2 separate regions of the Homo sapiens genome follow, and region 1 is linked to region 2. Evidence: read pairs that join two places in POLR2A ChIA-PET (ENCODE). Cell type or tissue: OCI-LY7. All regions are shown on one strand. Each heading gives the region's core, and the rest is flanking DNA. Links, peaks and the distances in the headings are about the cores only.

Evidence for each region. Peaks named below come from ENCODE experiments on the same cell type or tissue, not always from the same donor. Only the 100,000 strongest peaks of a DNase experiment are listed, where the experiment ranks them.
Region 1: POLR2A ChIA-PET joins it to region 2 with 10 read pairs; 2 of 35 experiments call an interaction of 5 or more read pairs at or near these places.

Annotation. Positions count from the first base shown.
Region 1 is chr3:155,042,498-155,054,068 of GRCh38, reverse strand. It overlaps a transcript of MME not described here. Among named protein-coding and RNA genes, the nearest start is that of MME, 32 kb to the left of the region's middle. In OCI-LY7, for the core only: no CTCF peak of the experiment used is centred there; a DNase peak (open chromatin) is centred at 5,348; H3K4me3 peaks cover 638 bases; H3K27ac peaks cover 731 bases.
Region 2 is chr3:155,143,286-155,154,856 of GRCh38, reverse strand. MME (membrane metalloendopeptidase) reads right to left here. Exons shown (of 23, transcript NM_007289.4): 13 at 11,286-11,414; 14 at 10,400-10,498; 15 at 7,633-7,713; 16 at 6,204-6,307. Among named protein-coding and RNA genes, the nearest start is that of MME, 69 kb to the right of the region's middle. In OCI-LY7, for the core only: no CTCF peak of the experiment used is centred there; no DNase peak of the experiment used is centred there.

The sequences.
Region 1 (11,571 bases), core at 2,318-7,317, 97 kb after region 2:
TTCTGGAGAACAGCTTCTGGTGATTGCTGGCAATTCTTAGCAATCCTCTCCATCTGTGGACCACTGGGACACGCATAGGATAAACATTTTCATTTCCATAGGGAGAAATTGGAAGTTATAAAAGGGTTACTGGTTTGAAGCAAGTGCAAAAATTGGCAGGACAAACTGCATTCAGCTCAAGGTCTGAAAATAATCCTCTGAGGCTTGATCCTCTGTTTTCTGGGCCCATGGTAGTCATCCTGCTGTCTCTGGCCTTTATATTTGTATCTGTGGTTCTGCCCTCAGAGTAATTCTTCCTTTCTCTTAAAGATGAACAAATATTTGTGACTGAATAGCTCTATCAGCCCATTTCTTGCTAGAATCCCAGAAATCTGGTGGCCTTCCTTCATTTTGTCTTCTCTCTGCCCCTTTCAGTCCAGGCTGGTAGTGTGATAAGGTTTGGCTGCACTCCCACCCAAAGCTCATCTTGAATTGTAATTCCCATAATCCCCACAAGTCATGGGAGGGACTCTATGGGAGGTAATTGAATAACTGGGACAGTTATCTTCATGCTGTTCTCCTCATAGTGAATAAGTACTCAAGAGATCTGATGGTTTTATAAGGGGCTTCTCCTTCACTCTGTACTAACTTATCTCACCTGCCACCATGGAAGACGTGCCTGTTTCATCTTCTGCCATGATTGTAAGTTTCCTGAGGCCTCCCTAGACATGTGGAACTGTGTCAATTAAACCTCTTTTCTTTACAAATTACCCAGTCTTGAGTATGTCTTTAAAGCGGCATGAAAACAGACTAAAACAGTAAATTGGTACCACAGAGAATGGGTGCTGCTGTGAAGATACCCAAAAATTCAGAAGTGACTTTGGAACTGTGTAATGGGCAGAGACTGGAACCGTTTGGTGGGCTCGGAAGAAGACAGGAAAATGTGGGAAAGTTTGGAACTTCCCAGTGACTTGTTGAATGGCTTTAACCAAAATGCTGATAGTAATATCAACAGCAAAATCTAGGCCAAGGTGGTCTCAAATGGCAATGAGGAACTTGTTGGGAACTGGAGTAAAGATCACTCTTGCTGTGCAAAGAGACTAGTGGCATTTTGCTCCTGCCCTAGAGATCTGTGGAACTTTGAACTTGAGAGAGATGATTTAGAGTATCTGGCAGAAGAAATTTCTAAGCACCGAAGCATTCAACAGAAGGCAGAGCATAAAAGTTTGGAAAATTTGCAGCCTGATGATACAATAGAAAAGGAAAACCCATTTTCTGGGGGAGAAATTTAAGCCTGCTGCAGTAATTTGCATAAGTAATGAGGAGCTGAATGTTAATCACCAAGACAATGGGGAAAATGTCTCCACGACATGCCAAAGGCCTTCATGACAGCCCCTTCTATCACAGGCCCAGAGGCCTAGGAGGAAAAAATGGTTTTGTGGGCTGGACCCAGGGCCCCCCTGCCCTGTGCAGCCTCAATACGTGGTGCCCCACATCCCAGCTACTTCAGCTCCAGCTGTGGCTAAAAGGGGCCAAGATACAGCTCAGGTCATTGCTTCAGAGGGTGTAAGCCCCAAGCCTTGGCAGCTTCCACCTGGTGTTTGTCCTGCAGGTGCACAAAAGACAAGGATTGAGCTTTGAGAACCTCTGCCTAGATTTCAGAGGATGGACAGAAATGCCAGGATATCCAGGCAGAGGTGTGCACATGGAGAACCTCTTCTAGGGCAGTGCAGAAGGGAAATGTGGGGTTGGAGCTCCCACAGAAAGTCCCCACAGAGACACTGCTCAGTAGAGCTGTGAGAAGAGGGCCACCGTCTTCCAGATCCCAGAATGGGAGATACACTGACAGCTTACATTCTGCACCTGGAAAAGCCACAGGCACTCAATGCCAGCTTGTGAAAACAGCCAGGATGCGGGACTGTACCCTGGAAAGCCACAGGTGAAACTGACCAGGGCTGTGGAAGCCCACCTCTTACATCAGCATGACCTGGATATGAGATGTGGAGTCAAAGGAGATTATTTTGGAGCATTAAGTTTTAATAACGGCCCTATTGATTTCAGATTTGTATGGGGCGTATAACCCCTTTGTTTTGGCCAATTTATCTTATTTGGAACAGGTGTATTTATCCAATGCCTGAACCATCATTGTATCTAGGAAGTAACTAATTTGCTCTTAATTTTACTGGCTCATAGGCGGAAGGGACTTGCCTTGTCTCAGATAAGACTTCAGACTAGGACTTTTGAGTTAATGCTGGAATGAGTTAAGACTTTGGGAGGCTGTTGGGAAGGCATGATTGTGTTTTGAAATGTGAGGACATGAGATTTGGTCAGAGACGGAATGATATGGTTAGGCTTTGTATCCCCACCAAAATCTCATCTTGAATTGTAGTTCCCATAATACCCATGTGTCATGGGAGGGACCCTATGGGAGGTAATTAAATCATGGGGGCAGTTACCCTCACACTGTTCTCATGATAGTGAGTCAGTTCTAATGAGATCTGATGGTTTTATAAGGAGCGTCCCCTTTGCTTGGCACTCACTTCTCTCACCTGCCTCTCACCTGTAAGATGTGCCTGTTTTGCTTTCCACTATGATTGTAAGTTTCTTGAGGCCTCCTTTGCCACGCAGAATTGTGAGTCAATTAAACCTCTTTCCTTTATAAATTACCCAGTTTCAGGTATGTCTTTACAGCAGTGTGAAAATAAACTATCACATAGTGTTTCTGCTAGTGTAGCATTCTGAAAAGCCTTGTTGGTTTCCCATGGAATTCACAGCAGTCCATGCTATTGGACAAGAGTCCTCTACAGACATTTTCTTGAATAATGTCATCTAAATTTTTGGCTTCTGCTGAGAAGGTTGATCTGATTATTGAGTTACACATGTAATCTTTTCAGCAAAATATTGTTCAGGATGTTTGTTCTTACTTCTAGAGCATACTACCTGATAGGCTGAGAATTTTCCAAATCATCAAACTCTGGTTTCTTTTGCTTAACAGTTTCTTCCTCAATTTATGTCTTTTCTGCCACATTTTTCTACGAGCGGCAAAGATAAATAAGGCTGAACCTCCCACACTTTGCTTAGAAATATCCTCAGCTCAAACATCCAAGTTAATCACTTATGTGTTTTGCTTTCTGCCCAACTATAGAACACAATTCACTCAAGATTTCTGTCACCTCATAGGAACCGGCAAAAATTTCATGATGAAGACCCCAAAAGCAGTTGCAACACAAGCAAATGTTGACAAGTGGGATTGAATTAAACTAAAGAGCTTCTGCACAGCAAAATAAACTATTAACAGAGTAAACAGACAACTAGAGAATAGGGTAAAATATTTACAAACTATACATCTGACAGTGTTCTAATATCCAGAGTCTATAAGGAACTTAAACAAATTTACAAGCAAAAACCAAACAACCCCATTAAAAAGTGGGCAAAGACATCAACAAACATTTTTTCAAAAGAAAACATACATGCAACCAAGAAGCATATGAAAAAATGCCCAACATCACTAATCATTAGAGAAATGTAAATCAAAACCGTGATGACATACTATCTCACGTGAGTCAGAATGGTTATTATTAAAAAGTCAAAAAATAACATACTGGCAAGGTTGCAGGGAAAAGGGAATACTTACACACTGCTGGTGGGAGTGTTAATCAATTCAGTCATCATGGAAAGCAATGTGGCAATTCCTTAAAGAACTAAACAGAATTACCATTCAATCCAGCAATCCCATTATTGGGTATATAACCAAAGGAATATAGATTATTCTATCATAAAGACACATGCATGCATATGTTCATCACAAAACTATTTATAATAGCAAAGACACAGAATCAACCTAAATGCCCATTAATGGTAGACTCAATAAAGAAAATGTGGTATATATACAACATGGAATACTACGCAGCCATAAAAAAGAATGAAATCGTGTCCTTTGCAGCAACATGAATAGAGCTAGAGGCCATTATCCTAAGCAAACTAATGCAGGAAGAGAAAACCAAATATGACATGTTCTCACTTACAACTGGGAGCTAAAGAACCAGAACACATGGACACAAAGAGGAGAATGCTAGATACTGGGGTCTACTTGGAAGTGAAGGTTCGGAGGAGGAACGAGATCAGAAAAAATACCTTTTGGGTACCGTGCTTAGTACCTGGGTGATGAAATAATCTGTACACCAAACCCTTGTGACATGAGTGTATGTATATAACAAACTTGCAAGTGTACCCCTGAACCTTAAACAAAAGTTAAAAGAAAATAACAAAATAAGGTAAAAACAATTTCTGTCACCTTATAATGAGAATTTTCTTTCTTCCATTTTTTGATGACATACCTCTCATTTCCTTCTGAGATCACACCAGAAACATCCTTTTACTTATATTTCTACCAACATTCTGTTCTCTCTCTATATATAGATAGATAGATAGATAGATAGATAGATAGATAGATAGATAGATATACTAAGATGATAGAAGATCTCTCTACCATGTTCCTTAATTCTATCTGAGCCCTCAGCAGAATTGCCTTTAACATTCATATTTCCACCAAGCATCTCTTCAAGGCAATCTAAACTTTTTTTTCTATAAAGTGGCTTAAAAATTCTTCCAGCCTCTACTCATTTCCCAATTCCAAAGCTACTTCCTCTCTTCTGTACCTCTCTCCTAGCCTCTGGTGGTTTCTGGCAATCCTTGGCATTCTTTGGCTCGTGGATGTATCACTCCAGTCTGTACATTGATCTTTACATGGCTTTGTTCTCTAGGTATTTCTGTTTGACCTTTTCCGTTTCTTATAAGGGTACTCTCTTGGGACATGGGGTGCATCCTAATCCGGCATAATCTTATCTCAATTATTATCTTAAATACATCTGGAAAGACTATTTCTAAATAAGGTAATATTCTGAGTTTCCAGACGTAAATTTTGGGGTAACACTATTCAATTCACTATACATACATGAGAGATCTGAACACAGAAGAATTAAGAAGAACATACATTCAGTAAAATTGAAATAAAAAATAAAATAATGAAGCAATAGAAAGAAATAAAATGGGAGATTTCAGGGCTAAGGCACCAAACTGGGGGTGCTTAACACAGAACTAATGAATAAGTTAAACATGTTAAAAACAGAGTTTTTGAAATGGAGGGAAGGTTTGAGATAATAACAGTGATTTGATATGAAAGGGACAGAGATTAAAACAATTAGAGGCAATGTAAAAGATATGGAAAGCAAACAATAATTCTATATGAAGACCTTCAGTATGCATGGATAAGATAAACCAAGCACTAGAATAGAGAAAAATATTCAAAGACAAAATAATGAGTATTTTTACATGAAAAGGAAGAACTGAAACCACAGATCAAGAGGCCTACCATGTACTAAGAAAAACTGATGAAGAATGTTCATCATCAAGAATAATCTACTCTAAACTTCAAGGACAAAGAATTTTATGAGGATCCAGGTGTAAAAAAACGGTATGCAGGTAGTTTCAGACTCCCTCTAATTTTACAGTGACACAAAGTCTCTAGAGCTCTGATGAAATGAATTAATAAAAAAAATTCAAGATTTGTTGTCATTTAAGTACAAAAGGTATCATTAAACAAATGCCAAAATCTCAGAAAATAATCCTACTACAACCCATTTCTCCCAATACTAAACTCTGAACAACAAACAAAAATTCTGAATTACACTGAAAAGAAACAAAAGAAGACAGATTGTAGAAGAGAGCAAAAACTGAATGACATGTTCCATATTGAGTGAGTTTCCCATTTATTTGTTAATTGATTTTTCCTTTGTGACTCTGCTCTAAGAGCAGGCCCCATAGAAACCAGGAAAAGGGGACTTTACAAGCTGAAGTGAGTTAGGGGGAAATTCTTAGGAAGGAGAAAATTAGAGAAGTTTTCTAATTCTGTATGTGATCCTACACAGGTTTCTGCCTAACTCCTATCTATGCATGTACAAGTCAGACCAAATTAGCACATAACAGAGGTTTCAAAATGGGACGGAGCTTTGATCTCCATGCACAAATCTCTTGCTTTAACTCAGGAATAATGCCCCCTGGAATAAAGCCTACTCAGGAAAGACCTAAATAATGGATAAAATAACTGAAATGATAACTAGACTACTCAAAACACCCTCATACTAATCCATGAACCATAAATACATGAGCAACACCTACAACAGATTAACAAAGGCTCCGAACATGGAACTGAAATTCAAATTACCACCTACAGAAATGAGACAGATCATACTGCCTGAATCGGACTGGCTTCTACAGATACTTAAAACAGAAACCATAGTCTACCCAATCCATCTTTTACAATGTTAAGGATACAATAAAAAAAAATTATCCTACATACAGAGAACCAAGAACATGTGTCTAATCGTCAGGAGAAAAGACAATGAACTCCTGTCATCCTTGAGATCCTCCTAGATATTGGAACTATCAGATACTTTAATGCAGCTAATATAACTAAGGCAACATGTTGTAGAGCGAACACTCCTGAAAAAAATGAAATGAGAGAAAGTCTCATGAGACATGTAGAGACTTGTCTTTTTAAAAAGAACCAAATAGAAATTTTAGAGGTGATAAGTACTATTATGCATTGCTTAACAACAAGGATATGTTCTGGGAAATGTGTTGTTAGGTGATTTTTGTTGTTGTGTGAATACCATAGAGTGTACTTACACAAACCTAGATGATACAGCTTACTACACACCTAGGCCATATAGGATAGCCTGTTGCTCCTAGGTTACCACCTGCACAGCATGTTACTCTATTAAATACTATAGACAGTGGTAAAATACTCTATTACATACTATAGACAGTGGTAAAACAATGGAAAGTATTTATTTAGCTACACATATATAACCATAGGAAAGGTCTAGTGAAAATATGGTATAAAGGATAATAAATGGAATACCTGTATAGGATACATACCTTGAATGGAACTTGCAGAACTGAAAATTTCTCTAGGTGAGTCAGTGAGTGAGTGGTGAGTGAATGTGAAGGCCTAGGACATTACTGTACATTACTGTAGACTTTATAATCACTGTACACACTAAAGTTATATAAAACAAGTTTCTTTCTTCAGTAATAAACCTTAGCTTACTGTAACTTTTCTACTTTATAAACTTTTAAATTAAAATTATCTGACTCTTTTGTAATAACATTTAGCTTAAAACACAAAACATTGTACAATTGTACAAAAATTATTTTTCTTTAGAACCTTATCCTCTAAACTTTTTTCTATTTTTACAACTGTTTACTTATTTTTACTTTTTAAACTTTTTTGTTAAAAATTAACACACAAACACACATATTAACCCTAGGCCTACACAGGGTCAGGATAATCAAAATGTCACTAGGCAGTAGAAACTGTTTTTCTTTTTCTTTTTTTGAGACAAAGTCTCACTCTTGTAGCCCAGGCTGGAGGGCAGTGGCGTGATCTCAGCTCACTGAAACCTCTGCCTCCTGGGTTCAAGCGATTCTCCTGCCTCGGCCTCCTAAGTAACTGGGATTACAGGTGCCCACCACCACGCCCACCTAATTTTTTTGTATTTTTAGTAGAGATGGGGTTTCACCATGTTGGCCAGGCTGGTCTTGAACTCCTGACATCAGGCAATCCACCCACCTTGGCCTCCCAAAGTGCTGGGATTACAGGCATGAGCCATCACTCCCGGCCAGCAATGGGAAATTTTATCTCCATTATCATCTTATGGGCCACCCTCATATATGCAATCTGTTGATGATTGAAATGTCATTATGTGGCACAAGATTGTATAATATATTCAAATTTTAAAAGTCTTACTGGATAGTTAGGTTCACAAGCTGCAAGGAGATGACAGAGGAACCAGTCAGTAAACTTTAAGATAAGTTGAAAGAAATTACCCAACCTGAAGAATAAAGAGAAAACAAGTTGGAAAAAACTCTCAGCTCTCAGGGACACATAGGACAATATTAAAAAGTCTAACATACATGGATAGGAGTCTTAGAGAGTTGGTGCAAGAGATAGAGGCACAAAAGCTAGTTGAAGAAAATCCGGCTAAAATTCCCCAAATTTGGTGAAAGACATAAACTTATAGACTGTAGAAGCTCAGCAAACTCCAAATAGGATGAACTCAAAGAATATCACAGAGAATACAGAAAATCAGAAAATACTTTTGACTGAATTATAATGAACAGATAAATCTAATACTATCCTTAGAGGGAAACTCATACTTTTAAATGTTCATATTAGAAAAGAAGAAATATTTCAAGTCAATGCCTAATATCCCACCTTAAGAAGCTAAAAAAAAAAGCAAACTATACACAGTCAGTTGAAGAAAATATTAAAGATAAGAACAGAAATCAACAAAATGGAAAACAGACTAGAGAAAATGAACAAAACCAAAGACTGATTCATTGAAAAGACCAACAAAATTGACACTCTCAGGTAGTGATCAAGAAGACAAGGAGATAAACCATCAAGATCAAGAATAAAAAAGAGATGATCACCACAGAGCCTACTGATACCAGCCTGGGTGACAGAGTGAATCTCCGTCTCAAAACCAAAAAAAAAAAAAAAGATAATTAATTTTGAAAGATCCAAACCACAACTACCTAGACATTTATACTTAAAAATACTTAAAAGTATTTTTATAGGCCAGGCGTGGTGGCTCACACCTGTAATCCCAGAACTTTGGGAGGCTGAGGTGGGCGGATCATGAGGTCAGGAGATGGAGACCATCCCGGCCAACATGGAGAAACCCTGTCTCCACTAAAATACAAAAATTAGCCAGGTGTGGTGGCAGGCACCTGTAGTCCCAGCTACTCAGGAGGCTGAGGCAGGGGAATCGTCTGAACCCAGGAGACAGAGATTGCAGTGAGCCAAGACCGTGCCATTGCACTCCAGCCTGGCGACAGAGCGAGACTCCGTCTGAAAAAAAAAAAAAAGTCTTTTTATAAAGAAGAAATCAAACCAAATTTGCAGAAAAGATAGAAGGACTACTTTCTGAAAAATCAGTTTAAAGGGTTTCATGGACAATGATAATTCATGGATAATTCCAACCCGATTTAAAGTATCTCAGTGAACAGAGAAAGAAGAAAAGCTTTCAACTACATATTTGAGCAGAAAAAGATACTAAAATTTGACTTCCCACCAAAAAAAAAAAAAATTGCAGACCAAGCTCACTTACACTATTAATATGCATGTATTTAAAACATTTGTAAATAGCATTAAGTGGATCAATTAATAAATTCTACTTCTTCGTCAAGTGCAGTTCATCCTAAGAATGCAACTATATTTACATGCTAGAAAATTAACTAATATAATTTTTCATAATATTGGACTAACAGGGGGAAAATATCCCAACCCAATAGATGTTGAATATATTTGACAAAAATCCAGCATAATGAAACTGCTTAATGGAGAAACACTATAAACATTCCAATTAAGAAGATACTCAGGAGGCTGAGGCAGGAGAATCGCTTGAACCCGGGAGGCAGAAGTTGCATGAGCTGAGATTGTGCCATTGCACTCCAGCCTGGGCAACAACAGCGAGACTCTGTCTCAAAATAAATAAATAAAAATTTAAAAAAGCAATAATAATATATAATCTTTCTCAACAGTAAAGAAGCTGCTCTAGCAGTAAACAATAAATGTTAGAAAAACAAAAGCTGAGTGTGGTGGCTCACACCTGTAATCTCCCAGTACTCTGGGAGGCCGAGGCAGGTGGATCGTCTGAGATCAGGAGTTCAAGACCAGCCTGGCCAATATATTGAAATCCCATCTGTACTAATAATACAAAAATTAGCCAGGTGTCCTGGCGTGCACCTGTAATGCCAGCTACTCCAGAAGCTGAGGCAGGAGAATTGCTTGAACCCGGCAGGCAGAGGTTGCAGTGACCTGAAATTGCACAACTGCACTCCAGCCAGAGTGACAGAGCAAGACCCCCTGTCTCAAAAAAAAAAAAAAAAAAAAAAAGAAAAAGGAAGAAAATATTCAACATATAATAGTTATAAAAGAGAAATACTTAATGAGGAATGTATAAAATTTATAAAACTGTTATGACTACATTTTTAACTTCATTGAGATTGATAAAATGGAAGCTGGCTTATGAATAGGTAAAGTCAACATTGCAAAGCTAGCAATTAATGCTAAATTAATTAAAGTTCATCAGTCTCATTAAAATAGCAAAAGCTTTTGGGGATGAATCAGACAAAATACTAACAGAGTAAATTCGTAAAAGTAAACATGTAAGTATAGCAAGGACAATTTTGAAACAGAAAAGTGACAGCAGAAGACTTGTCTATCAGATAATAGAACGTCTAATCAAGTAAAAATATTAAAAGAATTTGGTACTATAAAATAATTATATATAGGAAACATAATAAAAGGTCCAGTAATAGATACAACTATTTATGGGAAATTAATATATTATGAAGGTGGCAAATGGGTGAAGAAAAATAGATTCATAAGGCTGGACGCAGTGGCTCACACCTGTAATCCCAGCACTTCGTGAGGCCAAGGCGGGTGGATCACCTGAGGTTGGGAGTTCGAGACCAGCCTGACCAACATGGAGAAACCCCATCTCTACTAAAAATACATAATTGGCCGGGCGTGGTGGTGCATGCCTGTAATCCCAGCTACTTGGGAAGACTGAGGCAGGAGAATCGCTTGAACCTGGGAGGTGGAGGTTGCAGTGAGCCAAGATCGCACCATTGCATTCCAGCCTGGGCAACAAGAGAGAAACTCCGTCTCAAAAAAAAAAAAGAAAGAAAGAAAAAGAGGTTCATAAGTAATACTGCAAAAATTTGCTAGAAGTTTGGAAAACTAAAGTTGATTTCTGTCTAATACTAATATTAAAATAATATCTGGCTATATCAAAAATTTTAAAATAGCATTATAAAATTACTGTAAGAAAAGTTGGATAAACTTATACATAAATTTTGTCACAGGGAGGACCTTCTAAGCAGGGCACAAAACACCAAAGCCATAAAGAAACAGGTATAAAATGTTGAAAATTATACCATAAAAAGACTCTAAGCATAATTTTGTAAAAAACAAAATTAAAAAAACAAAAAAATGTGAGTATCTTGGAAAAGTGTTCATAACCTACAAATGGTGATTTTTCTATACTTACAAATGTGATATATATATATATATATACATATATATATATATATATATATATATATATATATATATAAAACCTACTATTGGTAATTTTTCTAAATTTACATGGGGTTTACTTGAATGGCCTCTTAAGATAAAATGTAGCAGAAAATAGGCAAAGATGATAAACACTTGACAGAAAAAGAAATGTAAAGGGTCAAAAACATGAAAAGATACTTTCATTCATAATTAAATAAAGTCAGTGAAAGCAAAGTGATATTTTTCACTTTTCAGATTAACACAATTCAAAACATTTGTTAACATCCAATGGTGGGGAGGGCATGAAAAAATAGATACATTCATACACTACTGGTAGGAAAATAAAATACACAACCTCCTTGAAAGGTAACTTAGCAAGTTATTCAAATTGAAAAATGTAAAGATTCAAACAGTCTTTGGCATATAGTGCAATTTGTGCAAAATGTTATGCACATATG
Region 2 (11,571 bases), core at 5,684-10,683:
ATGGAGAGTCATTTGTCTCAAGTGTCCGGTGCTCCGCCTGCCCACCCTCGAGAGACTATCAACTTTCCACTGCTGGGCCATCATATTTACCCATATAATTTCTGCATAATTATTTTTCCTTTGATACTCAAGTTGAACTATACAGAACTTAGTTAGAAAGAAGGTTGGTTCTAGAAACATTAGTGAAGTGGAAAAATCAGAAGGGATATTTTAGAAAGAAGCGAGGTACTTCTCTGCCACTCAAGAATGTGTTTTTTTCTCTTGGGTCATTTGATGCGGAGAAGCCAAGGAGGAAAACTTCCTGGCTCTTATGAAAACTTCACAGTAAGGTCCACAGAATTTTAGTGCCAGAAAGAACCTCAGACACATTCTACAGTCTAGCACAGCCTACTCATTTTATAAATAAGGAAACCACAGGGCTTTTAAAAGGCCACAGGTTGTGAATGGCAGAACTGGAACACTAAAAGAGTATTAGGCACTCATTGCAGTGGCAAAACTACAGTGTCACTTCCCAGGGTGCCAACTGCTCTGCCATTTTTGGTGGTGCTGGCCTTTCAGGAACTTTCTATATGCACCACGGAGTCACAGATGTTGAGCTGCCAGCTTTAGGGGTTCCACTTATTTCAGAGGTGTGCCACCATCCAATTGCACCAGATTAGAAAAAAAACACCATGCTTGAAGCAACCAAGGGGCAGACAGAAATGAGCCAATCATTTTTGTTTTGTTTTTTGTGAATCCTCTGCTCACCTCAATATTAATTTAAATGCTGACATATTGATTCCAGAGAATGTTTTACTAATAAGTAAAGGTTTAATTGTGGTTTGAAAAATTGTGTTTTACTAATAAGTAAAGCTTTGTGGTTTGAAAAAAGTGCTGTTCTAGCACTTTGTTTCCTGGTAATAGCAGCAACCAAACCCCGCCTTTCATCAGATTTAATTTTTAATCATCTGCCCCTTAAGATCATAGACTCCCGAGTAAAGGGCAACATCTTGTTCTCCTCTTTGTCATCTATTTTGTTTAGCACAGTGCTCTGCACAAGCTAGCTGCTCAATAAATGTTTATTGACTTGGCTCCTGTCAATGTCAGTATGCTTTCATTTTGATGCAGAACAGCAAGAGAGATGCACCAATGAGATTCCTCTTTGTACTTTATAAAAAGTTAACTCCAGGGCTCAACAGTTATGATTCACAAACACTAGCAACACCCATCACAATTATATCACAGGAAGTTCTGTCCTGAGAAACTAACAAAATAACATCAAGTCTAAAAACAAGAGACTCATTTTGTTTTGTTCTTGTACATCTTTTTCTTTAGAGATTCATGTTTGCTCTATGAACTCTAAATGAAAATTCATGTTACTAGAAGTAAATATTTTAGAAATATTGTTAAGTAACCAAAGGGTATTATATTCCCGATTCAGCACTATTTCTATGTTATAATGACATGTTTAAAATTCTTTACAAACTGGCGCAAAATCCTTAAAAGACATAATGTTTGAGATGATTTTGGAAACACATACTAGGCATCAGAAACCACATGAATCAAGAGCTTTTAAAATTTAAATCGCTTTAGAAGGCCAAGGTGGGTGGATCACCTGAGGTCAGGAGTTCGAGACCAGCCTGGCCAACATGGTGAAGCCCCGTCTCTACTAAAACTACAAAAATTAGCTGGGCATGGTGGTGCACACCTGTAATTCCAGCTACTCGGGAGGCTGGGGCAGGAGAATCGCTTGAACCTGGGAGGTGGGAGCCGAGATGGTGTCACTGCACTCCAACCTGGGTGACAGAGTGAGACTCCGTCTTAAAAAAAAAAAAAAAAGTAAATCCCTGTCCTTTGCAGGTGCCAGCCACTCATAAGAGCAGAGGGAGGCCCTTTTAGCTAAATTATTAACTTGGGTGTCTCACATGCAGACTTCCTGACTTCCTCAATTTCTTGAATTTGTTAAAGATGATGTTGTGTATCTTCCCCAGCCATGATAGTGAAATGTTTGGATGTGACCATTTTTTTTTTTTCTTTGAGACGGAGTGTCTCTCTGTCGCTCAGGCTAGAGTGCAGTGGTAAAATATTGGCTCACTGCAACCTCCACCTCCTGGGTTCAAGTGATTTTCTTGCCTCAGCCTCCTGAGTAGCTGGCATTACAGCTGCATGGCACCATGCCTGGCTAATTTTTGTATTTTCAGTAGAGACGAGGTTTCACCATGTTGCCCAGGCTGGTCTCAAACTCCTGACCTCAAGTGATCCGCCCACCTTGACCTCCCAAAGTGCTAGGATTATAGGCGTGAGCCACTGGGCCCAGCCAGATGTGACCATTTTTATTTTAGCAGCTGAGTTAGTTTTATTATCATTATTACAAATTGGCAATTTTATCATTTATTCTTCCCATAAACATTCATAAAGAGCTACATTCTGTTCATTAGTGTTTAAGCTCTGGTGACACAAATATCTGGTTTTTGCTTTCAATAGGGGCTAGTCCAACTAAACGTAGTAAAATGTACTGGTACTTTGACCAAAATGTGCAAAGTGTAGAACAGCCCAAGGTGAAGAGAAATATGCAATGGGGTGCTGTGAGGAAGGAGGTGACACTTAAAGTTTAATCAAATCATGTGTAGGTTTCTGTTAGATGAACCAGGGCATAAAGGGTGGTCCAGGGTAAGAGACAAGGATGTAAGAAAGACAGAGAAAGGATTTGGAAGTAATTCATATGGTTGGAGCTTTGGACAATGGTGAGGTGTAGGGTGAATGTGAAGGAACTCTGGAGTGCTAGTGTGGGGTATGAAGAGCCTTGGTTCTCTTCAAAACAGTCACACATCATGAGACAGGCAACAGGGATACACTGAAGTGTTTTCATCAGGAAATAAAATGCCAATTTGTGTCTTCAAAAAAATCTCTAAGGTAGTAGTGTGGAGGATAAACTGAAGATATAGAAGGTGGTTGGTAAAAAAAGTAGGATAATAATTGAGATGAGTCAATGAACAGTGAGAAATGTCTGAATTACAGAAGTGACCATGGGAATGGTGAGCTAGAGATCCCCTCTTCCCATTCCTACGTAATATTTAAATAGCAGCTGGTGGATGCAGACTTTTTTTTTAAAATGGAGATTTGAATTAACTATCACTGTAGATGTCAGGAATAACAGAAAGGGATAAGTCTAGGATGATTAAAATGAGTCCTTGGTTTCTGTCTTGGTAGCAGTAAAATGGAGGTTTTTAGAAAATGGGCAGATATTATTTTTTGCCTAAATGACAAATGCTGTGTTTTTAGGGTCAATAAGACATCTACATGGAGATGTTTCATAAGCATGTAGACATTTGGATTTGAATCTTAGTAAATGGATCTGAGTCAAATACAAATATTCAGCTGACATGATGATGATAGAAGATGTCGAGAAGTAAAATGAGTTTGCCCAGTGAGAGCATGTGAATTGGGGGAAAAAAGTGTCTAGAAGTTTACTATTTGGCTAATTGAATTCATTTACATTAGTTGCTGTCTTGAAAATTTAATGCATCATCATTTCTCTGAAGTGCCCTACAATACAACCCTACAAAAGTCTCAACTCTGTCCCTTCAGTTTTGGGTATGCACACATATTTCTCTTTCAAGACTTTGGGAGTGAGGATCTTGAGCATCTGAAAATGTAATTCTCTAAGATGTAACTACGGGCTATGTGGACAAGTAGAAGCAACAGAAATTATCTGTCTAAACATACACAGCAAGGACTTGAACTTGGTGCTCCACAAAAAGAGAAAAGAAAAAAGAGTAATGACTTTATTACATTTTTTTTTTTAGACGGATTCTTGCTCTGTCGCCCAGGCTGGACTGCAGTGGCGCGATTACAGGCCTGAGCCACCATGTCCAGCCAACTTTATTACTATTAAGCAGGTTCAAAATAAGTCAGTAACTTTCCCTGCAAGAAACCTTAATAAAATGAGAGGAGCTTCGATCATGTTGTATCCTATAGGGCTCAGTCTTAATGATTTGATGCAATTACTGTCAGAGGGTTTCTGATTATTTTGGAAGATAAAAATAAATTTTAAACCTAAATTGCCAAATTAAAGGCATCATCTTGTGAAAAATTCCATAAAATTGAATATGAACAGGAATGATATCACACAAAAGGGAAATAACACTAACTCAGGGGTTCTCACTTGGTGGGTGGTACTTAAAAAGAATACCAGTATCTGGGTTCCAGCTACAGAACAATTACATCACATTCTAGGGTGCTTGAGCTGGGGAATCAGTGTTTTTTAAAATGTTCCCCAGGTGATTATCATGTGCAGCTAGAGTTTTGAACCTTTGTATCTGGTATACAGGCAGACTATAGGAAAGAAAGGAAAGCTGGCTCCATATAGCAGAGAAGACCTTAGAATTCATATTGCATTTGTGATCATCAGAAGCTCATGGGGAGGACCAAAAAGTACTACTGAAGCATGTGTGCTATTGACCATTCATTCATTAAAATATTGTATACACTTTTGGCTTTTGATTATCTATCTTAAAAAGAGAAGAATGCAGAGAAAATCAGCCCATATGATGAAAGGGAATGAACAGTGTAAATTATATGACAAAATGATTATGAAACTGGCACTACGTTAACCTCAAAAGAAAACATCAAGCAATAATTCAACAACTATTTCTAGAATTATGAAGAAATTTCCTGATGTCCTATGGGTACTGGTTAATTTGGCCATTTCAGAAATAATATTTGACAGTATTTGTCTATAGATATTTTATAGTGCTAACAATTATTAAATCTTAGTATGTCTATTTTTAAAGAAATACAAATATACAGACTTATAAGAAATTTCTCAGATCATAAATTCACCCAGATAATTATTTTGCATAACTTTTTGTGTGTTTCAAGAGACAGGATATGGTAACTTGATTATAATGCCAAGCATGTGTATTCACTCTCTTTCTTTCCCAGATGGGACACTAAACATTCTATAATATTTGCAATCCCATTTTTAGCATCAGATAACACAATATTTGTTCCAATATGAACTTAGAAGTCAGCAAAAGAGTTGCTCTCTCTTTCAGGACACGTCAGTGTTGCAAGAGTTCAACATGTTGAGTAAGGATTAAAATGCACTGGCATTTCCATTAGCAGTTTTGTCCAACCTGTACTTGGTTTACTGAGAACAGAACAGTCTTATCATCAAATAAGCCCACAGCACTTTGTACTTTGCTTGGCACGACATTTCCCTCTTGGTGGTGCAGTTTATTACACCATGTCTTGTCTACCTTCTGCTCTTGTAATGTAATCAAAGTTCACCTTTGATTCTCCCAGTACCCAATGACACCTGGACTTCGTGTTCCAAAATGTTAATAAATGCATGAAAGGATAAATGAATGCATGAATGAAACAAGCACCTCTTTGGCATGTTACTGTGTTAGTTACCACACAAATCAAGTTAGTATATTTATTTTTCACTTGCTCACTCACTCATTAATTTTGTTTTAACTGAGATTCTTCAGTATGCTAGATGCTGAGACTTTATGGTCAAAAGGAATAGCCCCTGTTGTCTAGGGGCTAAGAGCCTAGGGAGAAAAAGTCAACATAAGTGGTTCTAGGAATTTCGGTGCATAAACACATATGCTGATAAATATGTTAGTTATATCTATTTAATAGAAAAAATAAAATCTAAACTAATAGTTATTAGGAAATACTAATGTCACTAATAAGCAGAGATTAAGAGCATAAGAAGACTGTGAATAAGAATGGTTCCTAGTATCTCCTATTTGACTACCACAGGGTTAGAAAAGTCTTACATTAACTATCTATGAAGGGGATGGAGTTGTGGGATTGACTGATAGAAAAAAGGTGGGGCTGTCAGCAGAAGAAAATTCTGGACACAGAGTAAGGCCTAAGAGAAGGCTTAAAGGAGCTATGAATTGGCTTACTTAAGCTAAGGTTTTTGAGAATCTTGTTCACAAATAAATTGAGCTGATAGGCAATGACATAAGACGAAACTAAAGACATGTAAATTTGAGGATACCTTAATGAGAAAGGTATTTTAATCTGGTTAAAGTCTTGATCCATATCTTTAGTATACCATAATTAGATGCTTTTAGAAGTTCTCAATAAAAAGAGGACTTTGTACTTTTTAATATTTTTCTAACTGAGGCTCTTTCACTTAATCCAACAAAGAAAGGAGGGAAAGACCTGCTTCTAGATGATCACATTAGAAATGAGAATATACGCACTCATCTTTGTCCACCTTTTCTCGGAGCTTCTTCAGTTGTTTACTTTGGCTGAATTTCAAATTTTGAATTATGTTCTCGAAGTATTCATCTTCTTTGTAGTTCAACTGTATTATAAAGAAGATTTGGGAAGAAATATTAAAACCGGTATCTTCTAAATTTTTGCTAAAAACATAGGGATTTTCTTAAATTATATCAGTCAATAAAGTTAAAAGAGAGCATTAAAAAACTTACCAAAAAAGGATGTAGTTCCAGTTAACCTAATTCTATTAGTATATCACAGGTCAGTATTCCAGCCAAATCACAAATTCAGTGTATTATTTTATAATAATCAAATGAAACCAAGTGTCAAACAAACCTCACATTAATGACATTAATCTTCACATAACACATGTGGATAATAGCACATTCTTCTTTAGTACTTACCATGTGCCAAGTACTATTCTAAGTACTTTAAATTTTACATTATACTCATTTAATTCTATTATACTAATAGAATCTAATATTATGTTCATTTAATACCGATGAACTAAGGGCTCCTATCCCCATTTTAAAGTCAAGGAAACTGAGATATAGTTTAGTCACTCGACCAAGTTTAAATGAGTGGTGGAACTGGGATCTGGAATCAAGGAACTTGGTTTTGAGTCTGTGTTCGTAGCCACTATGCTCCTGCTATAAGGACCCCTGGGTCTTGCAAGCTATAACCAGCTCATTTAAAAGAAAAAGTCAAGTTTCTTCTGCAAATGGAAAGAGAGAAGAAGGCAGTATGGTTTGCAAATCCCCATGCTAGACTAGTAATCAATGAATGAGGAATCACTGTCATCCCAGGACCTGGGCAAGGATCACCTCGCTGTCATCAGGGTATCATGTAGTTGTGGTGACTGCAGAGTTAGCAGCAAGACTTTCAGTTGAGTCTGAAATCAGCACTGCAGTGACTTTAAGCAACTCTCTGCTCTTTTAACTGTTACATTACCAGGGCAGAACAAAATAGTTTTCAGTTCTCAAATATCAGGGTTTGTTTTGTTTTGTTTTTAAAATACAGTAGGCATGAATTGGTTTTTCCAGTAGAGGAAAACTTAGAAGGTGGAGGGAAACTCGAAGCCTGTGTAAAATGTGATAAGAAGCCTGCCTGTTGTTCACCACCTTGATGTCTATCCCTTCCTTGATACTCTTTAAAGGACACCAGATTTTACTTACGGTTCTTAAAATGGAATATATGGAAACCAAATGAACAATAACCAAATATAGTCCTGGCTAATGAAAACAAAAAGGCTAAAACAAATATCATTCTGGCACCAGCGTTGAAGGCTTTATATAATACAACCTGTGGTTTCAGGCTACTTCATATAATTTCAGGCACCCCATAGCTAAAAATGACACTACTACCAGCCCTAAGTATCAGTAGTCCAGAGTCTATTTTATAGAGACTTACCTCGAGGTACTCATTATTCAGTTTGTTATCATTTGAAACAATGTCATCAGGATAGCCGATCCTTTCTTTAATTGCTAAGGCCTATGAAAATTATAATATTGAATGTGAAGATGATTATATAACTTTCAGATACAAATTTATAATCTGCCCATGACTAGCAATTGAATAACTTGATCCATACTGTTCATAAAATGAGTGTCTGACATACTTAAACAGAGATCTTTGCAATGGCTCTTTCCTGGGAGGTTCAAGAATAAATGAAAATCAGGTCTGAAATTGAGTTTCTAATGCCTTATCCTTATAGGCTGCAGCTTTCTCAAGAAAACCAACATAAAAACTGACAAAACTCATTGTTCCACATATTTTGTACTTTTATGAACTTTTTCTCTCAAAGCTTTTTTTTTCAATTTTTTAGAAGAAGTAATATTTACAGCTTCCATTCCAGCAGGTTATAATTACCTTTCTGCCTCATTGATTTGACTGAGAAAACAGATATGGGCTTATAGGTTTACTGCTAATACTAGTCCTAAATATTGGTTCCTGGAGTTTTTATGTTCTCCTTTATTCTCCAAAGTCAGTGTACCTATCTTCTCAAGTTCAATAAATGACATTAATTAGTTAAGTGGAAAACGAGGTTTTCCTTGTTATTCCAGCTCATATTTATTATGTATTTACTACTATCTTTTTTTTTTTTCTTTTGAGACAAGGTCTTGCTCTGTTGCCCAGGCTGAAGTGCAGTGGCACAATCAGGGCTCACTGCAATCTCCACCTCCTGGGCTCAAGTGATCTTCCCATTTCAGCCTCCCAAATAGCTGGGACTACAGGCATGCACCACCATGCCCAGATAATTTTTGTATTTTTTGTAGAGACAGCATTTCACCACGTTGCCCAGGCTAGTCTCAAACTCCTGGGCTCAAGCAATCTGCCTGCCTCGGCCTCCCAAAGTGCTGGGATTACACCAGGGAGCCACTGCACCTGGCCTATTTATCACTACTTCTAAAGTTCATTTTTAATTATTTTAAAATGGTTTATTTTACTTATTTTATTATTTCATTATCACTTGTTTACTACTTGTTATTTCTATTTTTATTTTATTTCTCTCTTGATTTTCTCAATGATACTTGACTTTTGATTTTACCACTTCGTATCACTCTTAAATAATTTAATTAATTTAAATTTTTCATGGGGGGTTTAGCCTGTATCTCTGAGTTACATGGTTTCCCATCAAATGGATGCAGTTTTATTACAAATCTGTCACATGAGCCCAGGATTTCCCCAGTCAGTGGATCAGGCCTCATATGTATCACTGAAGTCACTGAGGCCAAACCCATTTTCTTGTAGGTTTGCCATCAGTCATGACAATCCAGCCCCCACTTAATGATACTTTATTTACTGTAAGACATTTCCTTAAAGAGTGTTCTAAAGGATACAAATTCTACAGAAAGTATAAGGTAGTAAACACACAAAAAAATTATTGTGAATTACTTCGGGTAAATGCTGTCGCAAAAACATTAAGCAAGTTTCTTTATTGCAGGACTTCTTACAATTAAAAATGGGTTAGATTATAAGGTTAGAATCATAAGTTATTATAAATATCCAGGATGGGAAATTAATTTATCAATTTACTCACTCAATATATTTCAAGGGTCTACCAAGGGCCAGGTATGTTATAAAGGGCTGAGGATATAATGCTAGGCAGTATTTTCTGCCCCCCTGCCCCCAACCATAAAGAGCTTATTGTAAACAGCAATGATAAGCAGTGAAATAAATATTAACTCCCACGTATGATAATAAAATCACACCCTAGGAGCATGTAACCCAGCCTAGGGTGAGATGAGGGAAGCCTTCCTACAAGAAGTGTTCACCAAACTCTTTTGACCATGAGCCTCTTGTGGAATAACTTGCATGTCCAGTATTTTGTGACACCACTTTGGAAATGCCGATCCAGAACAATCCAACTGGCTTTACCAAGCAGAGCCATGTCATGCACAGCTGTGACATGAAAGGAGCAAATCCAACCTGAATGTCTGAAGAGCTGGCCAGAGTGATGGAAAGATAGCAATACTGGGGGCAGAGGTTCTAGGCCTAACCCACTCAGGGCTCTTTGAGAGCTGAAAAAAGATAGTCCTTCCATGTGATTTAATTCTAAAAGAAAACTAGACCAAGGTTGATTATCTTATTAAAATACATTTATTATTGTCTCCTCTATCAATCCAAATCGTCTGCTTTTTCTGCCAACCTAACTACAGAGATTAGTCAGGATGCATGTGAATGTTGCTCATAAAGCATGTTAACAGTTTTCACAGGACATGTTCCCCCTAGTTATTATATAATTATAAAGACAAATGATCACAGTAAATTTAAACCTAAGATTTCCTGAGAAATCTTAGACCTATTCTTATGAAACTCAGTAAAAGTCTCAATAAAAGCTGCACATTATGGGTGGGCATGAATAGTTATAAAAAAGCTTCTTCAACATCTCTTTAATTATAGATCTTATAATGCACCAATAGTGCACCACCTTACATTTGCTTGAACAGAAACTTAATATTTTCACCTTGCTAGAGTATTGGTTGCAGAGATAAAAGATTAAAATTGTAGAAATATATCTTTATCCACAAAAACTCTTTCTGGAAACACTACATATTGAAGGAGCTTACAAGTTTTTATGCAATCTTTGATTATATTTTTTTCTAAATGTTTTTAAAGTTAATTTTTCCTATACTAGCAAAGATTTTTCTTTGCTAGTTAGCTGTCTGCTCTTTACCTTTTCTTCAGCTCTCTTTTTTGTCTCGGCATCCATCCAAGTGAGGTCATCTAAAGTCTGAATAAAAACTTCTCGGATCTGTGCAATCAAATCCTCGACCTCAAATCAGAACAGAAGACAAATATAGGTCATTAATTCATTCTTTGTAACACAGATTTTTAAAAATAGAGCTACATGCTATCTTTGTATGACTTAATATGTTAATAAACGTAAATTTATAGACAAACTGTGACCTAAGCTAACAGATATATGGGACCATTATATTTTAAAAGCAATATTGCTATTATCGACACTCTTGATTAAATAGGTCTTAATATATGCATTAAGGTAAAAATCATTTTCAGAATATAATGGTTTCACTATCATACTGGAAGAACTAATGTAAAATATTAGGGCTGTCATTACCATTAGTGGTTTAGCTAAGCATAAAGTAGCATTTCAATAAATTCTTTCACCATACCATTAAGTTCCACTGTCTTCATTTTCCTAACAATGAAAAATAAAGCACATTTCTTATACTCCAAATAAATCCTGTTTTACTTTCTATGTTTTTAAGAAAATACTAATTTGGGGGCAATTTTGATAATAGAAGAGTTTATAAATGACTATATCAATAGAACATGTTACTGGGTACTCCAAATACACTGCTTCTGGAAAATGGTGAGTTGGTTTCAGACTAGACAGTATTAGGAGCAGAAACATAACTAGACTCTTGGGGAAGGCAAGGGAAGATTTATTGGGAAACAATGGCATATTATGATTCAGAGGTTCTCTGCCTAAATTAATAAAATTTTAGCCAAATGATGGAGAACTGTAATTGCTCATCAGTGTGAACAAACTGATAGTGTCCTGTATAACTGACAGTGTATTATTCTGAAAACATTACCACATGTTTACTCTCTCCAGCAAATGCTGCTTCCACATAAAGCCTCCCCACAGCATTTTCCATATTCCCATTGACATAGTTTGCACAACGTCTCCAAGTTGCTGTTTCTGAGGTTGTACCATAAAGGGCCTACGGAAAAGAAAAAGGAAATGGCATTTGACCAGAAGGAAAGGTCTGGAGCATGTTAAGAGCACACATTTCACAAATGTCTCATCTAAGTTCTTGAAATATTCATCACTTCTCCTCACAAGGCCCATGTTCCTAGCCTATGATGAAATGTAATCCA